Regions from separate parts of the Homo sapiens genome. Here region 1 is linked to region 2. Evidence: read pairs that join two places in POLR2A ChIA-PET (ENCODE). Cell type or tissue: CD4-positive, alpha-beta T cell. All regions are shown on one strand. Each heading gives the region's core, and the rest is flanking DNA. Links, peaks and the distances in the headings are about the cores only.

Region 1 (5,376 bases), core at 274-5,273, 78 kb before region 2:
TTTTATTACAGAGAATTTTACAGTAAAATTTCATCCAGCTAACTGTTGACCACATCCTTAATTATTTCTATGGGCAAACTTTTTTAAGTGAAACTTGTTTAAGATTATGCTTATTTTTAAGGTTTTTAAAATATACTAAAAATTTACAAATTTGAAAACTTTACACAGTAAGAACTTGTAAATTTTACTCAACTAACAGATTATGCAAATATCAGATTTGTATATTTTAAATTATACAAATATTTTAAATCTAAATTATTAGATTTATATCAAATATTAGATTCTTTTTTGTTAATCTTTGCCAATTTAATGGGTAAAAATATGAATATATTCCTATAATTTACATTTTTTCCTCAATTTACAATGGAAGTTGACCATTTTCTCCTAAGTTTAATGGTCATTTATTTTCCACCTCCTGAAACCTGTTTGTGATTTCTGCCCCTTTTTCTGCTGGAGCATGCTCTGTTCCTTACTGACTTCTAAGATCTTTGTATATGTTAAGGAAACAAGCCATCTGTTGATCATATAGTATATATATATTCCCAGTTTGATGTTTGAGATGAGTTTTAATATGCAGAAGGTTTTTAATGTTTATATTGATAAATAAGGAAATTTCCTTTATAGCTTTTTTTGTGATCAATTAAAAAATACTTCACCCCAAGATTATATAGAAATGTAACACAATTTTAAATAATTTTATAGTTCTTTATTTTACTTTTAAATATTTAAAGTATTATGTTACTTCAATAGGAATCTCATTTTATTTTTTTCAGAAAGTTAATCCAATGATGTGAGAAGACTCTAAAATATATTAACATAGACTTACATATAATATATACATATATATTATATGTGGATATTTAGCTACGTGGTTAGATATGGTGGACACACTCCCTTTTATTTTTCTTCACTTATTATTAGGCATGGAAGAATAGAAATAAATATAACTTCAAAAAGAAGTTAGAAAATAAAGCTGAGGAAAGGAGAAAGGAATTAATGAGGATAATTCTTAAAAACTTGGAATTAAATTTAAAATTTGGAAATAAAACATATTAAACTTAAAATTCAATCCAGGCAATAAAGGCAGAGAAACCTCTAGAAAGAATAGTCAAGGGAAGAAAAATAAACTTTGAGTAGAAATTTGGATATTAGAAAATATCCATGGATACTAGAAAACAACATACAAAATTTCTACTTGGAAGGTTCAGTAAGTTTTGGCCAAATCCACCTTATCAAAGATATGATAACATTTTTAGCAGTGGATCTTCAGCAACAGTATACAGTAGAGAAACTTCTGAAGTTAAGTTAAAAAAATAAATAAACCTGCCTTTGCTTCATGCCCTATGACCAAACTCATTAGATTTAGTATAAATCCTTGTATCACATTTATTTTTAAAAGGGTACAGGTAATTCTGATTGAAATAACCACTCTATTCCTTTTTTTTTTAACATTTTTATAGCTAGATGATCTTGTAAAAACTGGTGAAAGTAAGTGAAAAACTCCTGTGACTATTACATTTCTATCCATTTTCCTTGCTACAGTTTTTGATTTTCATCAGTTTTAAGGCAGCAACAGTAATAGCTAAATGCTGAGCATGCACTATGTTCTGGCACTGTCTTTTTCATCCCCACAACCACCCTCTGAGGCAGGCACTAGTAATACTCCCATTTTATAGATGAACAAATATGGTAAAGAAGCCAACATAGTAAGCAGTAGTGGGATTCTGTGCCCAAGTTGCCCTGTTCCTCATTATGGTATAAAATCTTTGCATCCTAAGTGCTTTTTGTCTTAAATTTGACTTCTACCTGATATCAATACCATAAACCTTGCTTTATTTTTAATTTGTATGTGGTCATATAAGTTTCCACACTGACCTTTTTGTGTCGTTTTGTTTTATGTATCTCTAGTAAGCACCACATAAGTTGAATGTGGGTTTTTACCCAGTGGAAAGTCTTTACAACTTTTGTAAGAATAGACATTTATAATGATTTAGTCTGCATGATCTTCTCAATTAATAGTTATGAATCTCTCTTAAATACGTCTCTGATTTTTCAGGAATACTTAGTAGTTCCCTAATTCTTGCTAAATAAAGTGTGAAAACCAGCAATGTCTCTGGGCAAGTGCATAACAAAACCTCATTGCTTTAATCCCTTTTTATCCCTGGTAATATTCCTTGTTCTTCAATTATTTCATTCCAATCCTATGAAGTTAATAGAGAGCTTCTGCTGTTGCATTGTTCTCATTTTGTCCATTACAAAACTGAGCCACAGACATGATGTTACTTGCAAAGGTTTCACACTGAGTCCGTGGGAGAAAAAGAACTAGAATCAAGGTCTCCAGAGCCCTGCTTTTGTGCTTTTTCCTCTGCTGTGTCCTCTCCTTTCTTTAAAAAATATATAAAGAGGAGAATCGCATGAACCCAGGAGGTGGAGGCCTCAGTGAGCCAAGATCACGCCACAGCACACTCCAGCCTGGGGGACAGAGGGAGACTCTGTCTAAAAAACAAACAAACAAACAAAAAAACTGGATCATCATGGCAGACAGGAGGCAGGACTAGATTGCAGCTCTGGACAGAGCAGTGTGTGGAGGCTTGCACTGTGAATTTTAGCTCCAGATCAACTGCAAGAACAAACCAGCAATCCCGAGAGGACTCACAGACCCTCTGAAGGAGGCTGACTGCTCCTGCGGGACCTGGGAGACACCCCAAATACTATGAGTGCCCTAGTGCGGCAGTGGGAAAGGGAGACCCTCCTCTCCTGAACACACCCCCACTGGAGAAACTGAAAGTCTGTTTCAGTTTCTAACTGATATATTCTAACTAACAGAAGAAGTTTCTAACCTTACCTGGAGCTGAGTCAATTTAGAGAGCTGAGCGAAATACAGGGGTAGAGGAAGTAGCAGAAAGGCACTGGGAGCTCGCTGGGTGCCCAAGCAGCCCATTCCTGCTGGGCATCACAGGGTTCCATTGGGAGGGTGGCCAGAGGAGCAGGGGGTAAAACTCCACAGGGAGAAGAAAATCTCTAGCTGAACCTTGTAACAATTTGAACTGGGCAAGAAGCCTCCCGGCCAGAGCTCGGGGGAGGGTGCACATCCGGTGTGCAGACTCCTCAGGTAGGGGAAGACCCAAGCCCTTTTCTTTCACAGCTCGGAGGTGGGTATCCTTGAACAAGTTCTCAAGCCCATCTCACCCACTGCCTGGAAACAGACTCGGGGCTGTTGGCAGAGGCCCGGTGGGAGTGAGACCGGCCCTTAGGTTTGCATGGGAGCTGCGTGAGGCTGTGACTGCCAGCTTTCCCCCACTTCCCTGCCTCAGCACCTACATGACTCAGCAGAGGCAGCCACAATCCTCCTAGGTGCATAACTCCAGTGACCTGGGAATCTCACCCCCAACCCCGACAGCAGCTGCAGCAAAACCCACCCAAGGAGAATCTGAGCTCAGACATGCTTAGCTCTGCCACACCTGATGGTCCTTTCCTACCCACCCTGGTAGTGGAAGACAAAGGGCATATAATCTTGGGAGTTCTAGGGCCCAGCCCACCGCTGGTCCCTCTCCACGCTACTACAGCTGATGCTCTCTGGAAAGCACCACCTCCTGGCAGGATGCCAACCAGCACAAAAATAGACCATTAAACCATCAAGGCTAAGAACTGTCATGGAGTCCATTGCACTCCCTCACCACCTCCACCAGAACAGGCACTGGTATCCATGGCTGGGAGACCCATAGACAATTCACATCACAGGACTCTGTGCAGACAACCCCCAGTACCAACCCGGAGCAGGGTAGACTTACTGGGTGGCTAAACCCAGAAGACAGACAACAATCACTGCAGTTTGGCTCACAGGAAGCCACATCCATAGGAAAAGCAGGAGAGTATTACATCAAGGGAACACCCTGTGGGACAAAAGAATCTGAACAAGAGCTTTCAGCCCTAGACCTTCCCTTTGCAGAGCCTACCCAAATGAGAAGGAACCAAAAAATCAGCCCTGGTAATATGACAAAACAAGGCTCTTTAACACCGTGAAAAAATCACACTAGTTCACCAGCAATGGATCCAAACCAAGAAATCCCTGATTTATCTGAAAAAGAATTCAGGAGGTTAGTTATTAAGCTAATCAGGGAGGCACCAGAGAAAGGCAAAGCCCAATGCAAGGAAATCCAAAAAATGATACAAGGAGTGAAGGGAGAAATATTCAAGGAAATAGATAGCTAAAAGAAAAAACAAACAAAAATTCAGGAAACTTTGTAGACACTTTTAGAAACCTGAAATGTTCTGGAAAGTCTCAGCAATAGAATTGAACAGGTAGAAGCAAGAAATTCAGAGCTGAAAGACAAGGTCCTCAAATTAACCCAATCCAACAAAGACAATGAAAAAAGAAAAAGAAAATATGAGCAAAGCCTCCAAGAAGTCTGGGATTATGTTAAATGACCAAACCGAACAATAATTGGTGTTCCTGAGGAAGAAGAGAATTATAAAAGCTTGGAAAACATATTTAGAGGAATAATTGAGGAAAACTTCCCCAGCCTCGCTAGAGACCTAAACATTCAAACACAAGAAGTACAAAGAACACCTGGGAAATTTATCACAAAAAAACATCACCTAGGCACATTGCCATCAGGTTATCCAAAGTTAAGACAAAGGAAAGAATTTTCAGAGCTGTGAGACAGAAGCACCAGGTAACTTATAAAGGAAAACCTATCAAATTAACAGCTGATTTCTCAGCAGAAACCCTAAAAGCTAGAAGGGATTAGGGCCCTATCTTCAGCCTCCTCAAACGAAACAATTATCAGCCAAGAATTTTCTATCAAGCAAAACTAAGCATCGTATATGAAGGAAAGACATAGTCTTTTTCAAACAAACAAATGCTGAGAGAATTTGCCATTACCAAGCCACCACTACAAGAAAAAGGAGCTCTAAATCTTGAAACAAATCCTGGAAACACATCAAAACAGAACCTCTTTAATGCATAAATCACACAGGACCTATTAAACAAAAATACAAGTTAAAAAAGCCAAAACAAACAAAAAAAACCAAAAGTACACAGGCAACAAAGAGCATGATGAATGCAATGGTACCTCACATTTCAATACTAACATTGAATGTAAATGGCCTAAAGGCTCCACTTAAAAGATACAGAACTGCAGAATGGATAAGAACTCACCAACCAACTATCTGCTGCTGTCAGGAGACTCACCTAACACATAAGGACTCACATAAACTTAAAGGGGTGGAAAAAGGCATTTCATGCAAATGGACACAAAAAGTGAGCAGGGTAGCTATTCTTATATCAGACAAAACCAACTTTAAAGCAACACCAGTTAAAAGAGACAAAGAGGGACATTATATAACGGTAAAAGGCCTTGTGCAACAGGAAAA
Region 2 (5,376 bases), core at 71-5,070:
ATCCTTTATCATGTGTGGTTCTCTCACTTCTCTAGAACACTTTGACTAGGCTTATCACACTGTGAGTATCCCAAATTTCCTTGCACTGGAACTCCAGGCCTCGGAGCCCAAAACCATACCCAGCCACTTAGTTGCTGTCCTATCCAGGCCAGTCTATGGTTCCCTAACAGACGATTAAAGTGGGAGAAGAGGGGATACCGACATCAGATGTGGCATTTGACTGGATGACCTTCTAGCCCCCTCCATTTCTGAGGCTCTACAGGAAAAGCTCCTCCTCCTAACTTCCCATTCTATATTAATGGCAACATCTGTGGTTCTTCTGGTCTCCCATACTCAAAACTTCAGAGCTGTCCTTGCTTCCTCATTCTCTCTCTCCCGTCATACCCAAGTTTTACTGGTTACTCTTTGTAAATATTTCTCACAATTTTCCTCTCCTTTGGGTTCCCACGGTCACTACTGTATTTCAAAAGCTCTCAAAATATTTTTTCTAGACTTGAAATACTCCTCAGTTGACCCCCTCTGCTTTCTGTATCTTCTCCCCAATCCTCTAAATTTCTTTCCCAATACAGTCTCTACACTACTCTCAATGCAATATTCCTGAAACTCTGATTAAGCATGTCACATTTTTGCTTAAAAAACCTTCCTTCTGAGGCCAAGTATGGTGGCTCACACCTGTAATCCCAGTACTTTGGGAAGCCAAGGTGGGAGGATTGCCTGAGGTCAGGTGTTCGGGACCATCCTGCTCAACATAGTGAGATGCCATCTCTACAAAAAAATTAAAAACTAGCTGGATGTGGTGGCACGCACCTGTAATCTCAGCTACTAAGGAGGCTAAGGTGGGAGGATCACTTGAGCCCAGAAAATCAAGGCTGCAGTGAGATATGGTCATACCACTGCACTCTAGCTTTGGCGACAGAGCAAGACTCTGTCTCTACAAAAATATATATATATATATATTTTAGTTAGCTAGATGTGGTGGTGCAAGCCTTTAGTCCTAGCTACCCAGGAGGCTAAGGCAGGAGGATTGCTTGAGTGTGGGAGGTTGAGACTATGGTGAGTCAAACTGCACCACTCCACTCCAACCTGAGCAACAGAGTGAAACCTTGTCTCAGGAAAAACACACAAAAACCCTTCCTTCTGACCCCTCCCTACTAAATGAATTTTGGATTTCGTAGAATGTTATTCAGAACCTGACTCTAATCTATCTTTCAGTGCTTACTCATCTTTTTCTTACACTGAGCACCTAACCCAGCTTCACTCAGTATAGCTTCTGGCACTTGTATACTTAATAAATTTGGAACGAATTAATTAATGAAGAGGGAAGTCACCCACTAAAGGAAATTTTAGGAAGTGGAGACGAACTCTTTAGAGCAGAGATGTTTCTATAATCTTATATGTACCTTATGCTAGATCTATAGAGATAATTGAATTAATGTTTACAGGATTGTGTGTGTGTGCATGTGTGTGTGTGTGTGTGTGTGTGAATGAGTGTGTGGAGGTAGAAAGAGTGTCACTTTTCTTCTCCCCAGCTGGCCCCCTGTAGCTCAGGATAGATGAGACTAGGCACCATGAGGGTACATCTACTAGAGGCTGAAAAGCTCTAGTCTACTACATGAAAGCTAATGAGAACCACAAAGTCTATTATAATCAACTGCTTTTAGGACCTGGAGCCTGATCTAATCCTAAACAGGTCAGCCCTGCAGCTTGACATCCAGGCTGTCTCTACCCATTTCTTACTTAAACAAATGGTGTCCTAACTCTGCCTCAACACCATTTGCAAATTATTTTATCTCCTTTCATACATTACTGAATTTGACTTAATAACAAATTCATGTTGCCTGTTGGCATAGCTCCTACTGTCTCCAGTAGCTTTTCTGCCATGTTCTCTGGCAAAGACATAAGACTTAGCAGGGCATCCTCTATTAGTTACTAGATACATCGCTGAACATTCTTTTGAGCCAGGGACAAGAATATGCACAAGCACATTCACTCGCAGATCTTAGCATAAGGACTGGGTGAAATCTTGTTTTCAAGCTTGTTTCAAAACAAATCTGGAAAGAGATGCCACCAGAGTCTTGTGGCTGCAGTTCAAAGCCCCAAAGGGCCGCACTGGGCTCAAAGCAGCGCCTTGAGCACTCGAGCTCCAAACACATGCTGTTGTGTCTTTGCTCACTTCATACTAACCACACGGAGAAAATAGCGACAGCCTCACCTTGCTGTGCCCCCACAAACCTGGCTGAAACCACAACATCCTTCTCATATATGGCAGACTCCACCATGCGCTCCAGAGAGTGAGGCTCACTCTTCTCCCAACAGATTTCACGGTGAGCCCATTTCATGGTAATGTCCTTTTAAATTAAGGAGAGCTTTGCACCATGCTCCCTCCAAAAGCATCCAAGGGAATAGCATCCTCAATCGGAAAACATCATTTAGCTTTCTGATGCTTCAGGAGCCCTTTACAAATTATTTCGGAATTTAGCTACCCTTTATAAAGTTTGCCCATTGTGCCAGGTGCATGCTTGGCAAGTTCCTTTAAAATACTAAGATGCATATATTGCTGTTTTTTCTTTCAGAGGGCAATTTCCTCCAAGCTGATAAACATGTTTCTAAAGACTGCATTTTCCTAAGGAAGCTGGGAGAAGTAGCGAGCAATAATAAACACTTATTGGATATGTTGCATGTGCCAGCTACTATTCTAAGCACTTTGTAAGAATTAGATCATTTAATCCTCATGTATAGGGAACCTTAAAAGGTGAGTATATCACTAGCCTCGTTATGTAGAAAAGGGAGCTAAGGCATGAAGGGGTTAAGGAGCTCGCCTGATTCACAGCCAGCAAAAGGCTAGGATTCTCACCTAGGAAGGAATCTGTCTCCAGAGTCTTTGCCCTTAACCATCTGACTAGACTGCTTCTCTGTCACCTATGGGCCATGTACAGGCATCATGAGGTATGACCAGGCATGTAAAGTCCCCAAGAGCTTCTCTGAGCTAAGGACTGAGCCTCCTAACCCTCTGCATTTTGAGCATCTGCTCCCTACTACAGAACTTTGCATGGCCGGGCACAGTGGCTTACACCTGTAATCCCAGCAATTTGGGAGGCTGAGGCAGGTGGATTATTTGAGCTCAGGAGCTCAAGACCAGCCTGACCAACATGGTCAAACCCTGTCTCTATTAAAAATTCAAAAATACCCGGGCAGTAGTGGCGCATGCTTGTAATCCCAGCTACTCGGTAGGCTGAGGCAGGAGAACCACTTGAACCCAGAAGGCAGAGTTTGTGGTAAGCCAAGATCGAGCCACTGCACTCCAGTCTGGGTGACAGAGTGAGACACTGCCTCAAAAAAACTTTGCCACTGGGGCCTTAGCTTATGAAACCTGATTTTCTTGAGCTATGTACCTCTTTTGCAGCTACTTGGCTTTTGTCACCTGTGTTCCTAATGTCCCTATCCTCACTCCCTGATTCTGGTCTCATATTTCTGGTCACAGTATTCTTTTGTTTGACCATCTGACCTTGCCCTGGGTCATCCACTCACTGACTAGCCTCCCAGCTCAGCAAGAAGGGTCTAAACTCTTTGTCATTGTAGACACTTTAGACTGATGACAGCAGAACAGATGAGCCCCCAGAATACGCTCCTCCAAATCAGCCTCTCTGCTGCAGAGGGGTCATGATAAATTCAGGTTCCTCTGTAAGCCTAGTACCTGCTTGTAATGGCCCAACGGAGGAGCATGTGCTAGAACTGAATTTCTTCAACTGCATGATTATGAGACACGGGGACGTGGGCTGCAAACACAGATGATGAAGACTTAGCAGGCAATTAGAAAATATGTAGCAGGCTAGACTTTTCCACAAATGGCTTCTCAATCTATTTTTAAACCTTCCCACTTTAAAAAGTGAGCACGAGATAGATTTTGCTTTTCTTTTAATTCTTCTAGAAGAAAACAGAGCACAAGCACTATGATAAACAGCAATGGCTGGGTGCGGTGGTTCACACCTGTAATCCCAGCACTTTGGGAGGCCAAGGCAGGCGGATCACCTGAGGTCAGAAGTTTGAGACCAACCTGATCAACATGGAGAAACCCCGTTTCTACTAAAACTACAAAATTAGGCAGGCATGGTGGTGCATGCCTGTAATCCCAGCTATTCGAGTGGTTGCAGCAGGAGAATTGTTTGAACCTGGGAGGCAGAGGTTGCAGTGAGCCGAGATTGAGCCATTGCACTCCAGCCTGGGCAATGAGAGTGAAACTCCGTCTCGAAAAAAAACAAAAAACCAAACAAACAAACAAACAAAAAAATCAGAAATTGACCTTCATTTTCAGTGCTGGAGAGGCCACAGGGCATGGCAAGGGCTGTCACACATTAACTGGCTGCTACCAAATGTTACCGGGTAGTGCTGTGGGAAGCCAGAAACTCAGACATTTATGTAAAATCTCTTAAATTTTAAGTATTGACAACCAATTCAAATATTTCACAACACTATGTGGTCCAGCTTTGTGTAAATCAAATAAATACGTTCGTGGAGCTTGTATATATGGCCTGTGGCCTACCAATTTTTCAAGGTCAGATTCAAGCAAGTCAGAGAAGGTCTGGGCTTGGCAGTGAGGGCACAGGCTTCAAGTCAAGGCTTCACAGTTTAAAACTATCTGCCCAGGGCCACCACTAGCTCATTCAGGGCCCTTGGGTCTCCTCACAAGGCACTCTCTTGGAGGATAAATGATAAAAAGACATCCCTTCCTTCAGACTGATGTAGCACATGGCAGGGAACAACAGACTGGCTAACAAAGGTTAGCTTCCATTCTCCTCTCAGCTGGTTACATTATTGCAGAGCATAAGCCACCCGACCACATGCAGCTGCCTTAGGTGGCCCCAGCCAGCAAACCTGGACACTCAAACCATATGGGTGAAAAAATTTAAAAATCTGAGGAAGGAAGACAATCAGCAGCCAAGTTCTCCAGTTGTTGCTCTTCAATTCCGAGGCTGCCAGTCATTTGATCCCTGGGAGTCTAGGGGTGCACAGTTGGCAAAATCAGAGCTACAAGCCTCTTGACAGCCTGTTTTCCCATCACCTGCATCTCTGGCCCACGCTAGACACAGAAGGTTAGAAGTGAGATACTGCACAGATACGTGGGATGAAGTTGAGCCTTGAAGAAACCTATAAGTGGTAGAGTAGGACAGGCCCCAAGAATAAGCCTGCAAACACATTGCACAACCTGTTGATTCATTTGCCCACAATTCCTTTGCATTAAGAGGATGTTTAAGCCGGGTCCGGTGGCTCATGCCTGTAATCCCAGCACTTTGGGAGGCCAAAGCAGGCGGATCACAAGGTCAAGAGATCAAGACCATCCTGTCCAACATGGAGAAACCCCGTCTCTACAAAAAATAC

What was found. Peaks named below come from ENCODE experiments on the same cell type or tissue, not always from the same donor. Only the 100,000 strongest peaks of a DNase experiment are listed, where the experiment ranks them.
Region 1: POLR2A ChIA-PET joins it to region 2 with 5 read pairs; 3 of 35 experiments call an interaction of 5 or more read pairs at or near these places.

Annotation. Positions count from the first base shown.
Region 1 is chr5:35,742,255-35,747,630 of GRCh38, forward strand. All of the region lies in intron 23 of SPEF2 (sperm flagellar 2), which reads left to right. Among named protein-coding and RNA genes, the nearest start is that of IL7R, 110 kb to the right of the region's middle. In CD4-positive, alpha-beta T cell, for the core only: no CTCF peak of the experiment used is centred there; no DNase peak of the experiment used is centred there.
Region 2 is chr5:35,820,593-35,825,968 of GRCh38, forward strand. No RefSeq gene overlaps it. Among named protein-coding and RNA genes, the nearest start is that of IL7R, 34 kb to the right of the region's middle. In CD4-positive, alpha-beta T cell, for the core only: no CTCF peak of the experiment used is centred there; DNase peaks (open chromatin) are centred at 2,169 and 2,949; H3K4me3 peaks cover 348 bases; H3K27ac peaks cover 4,813 bases.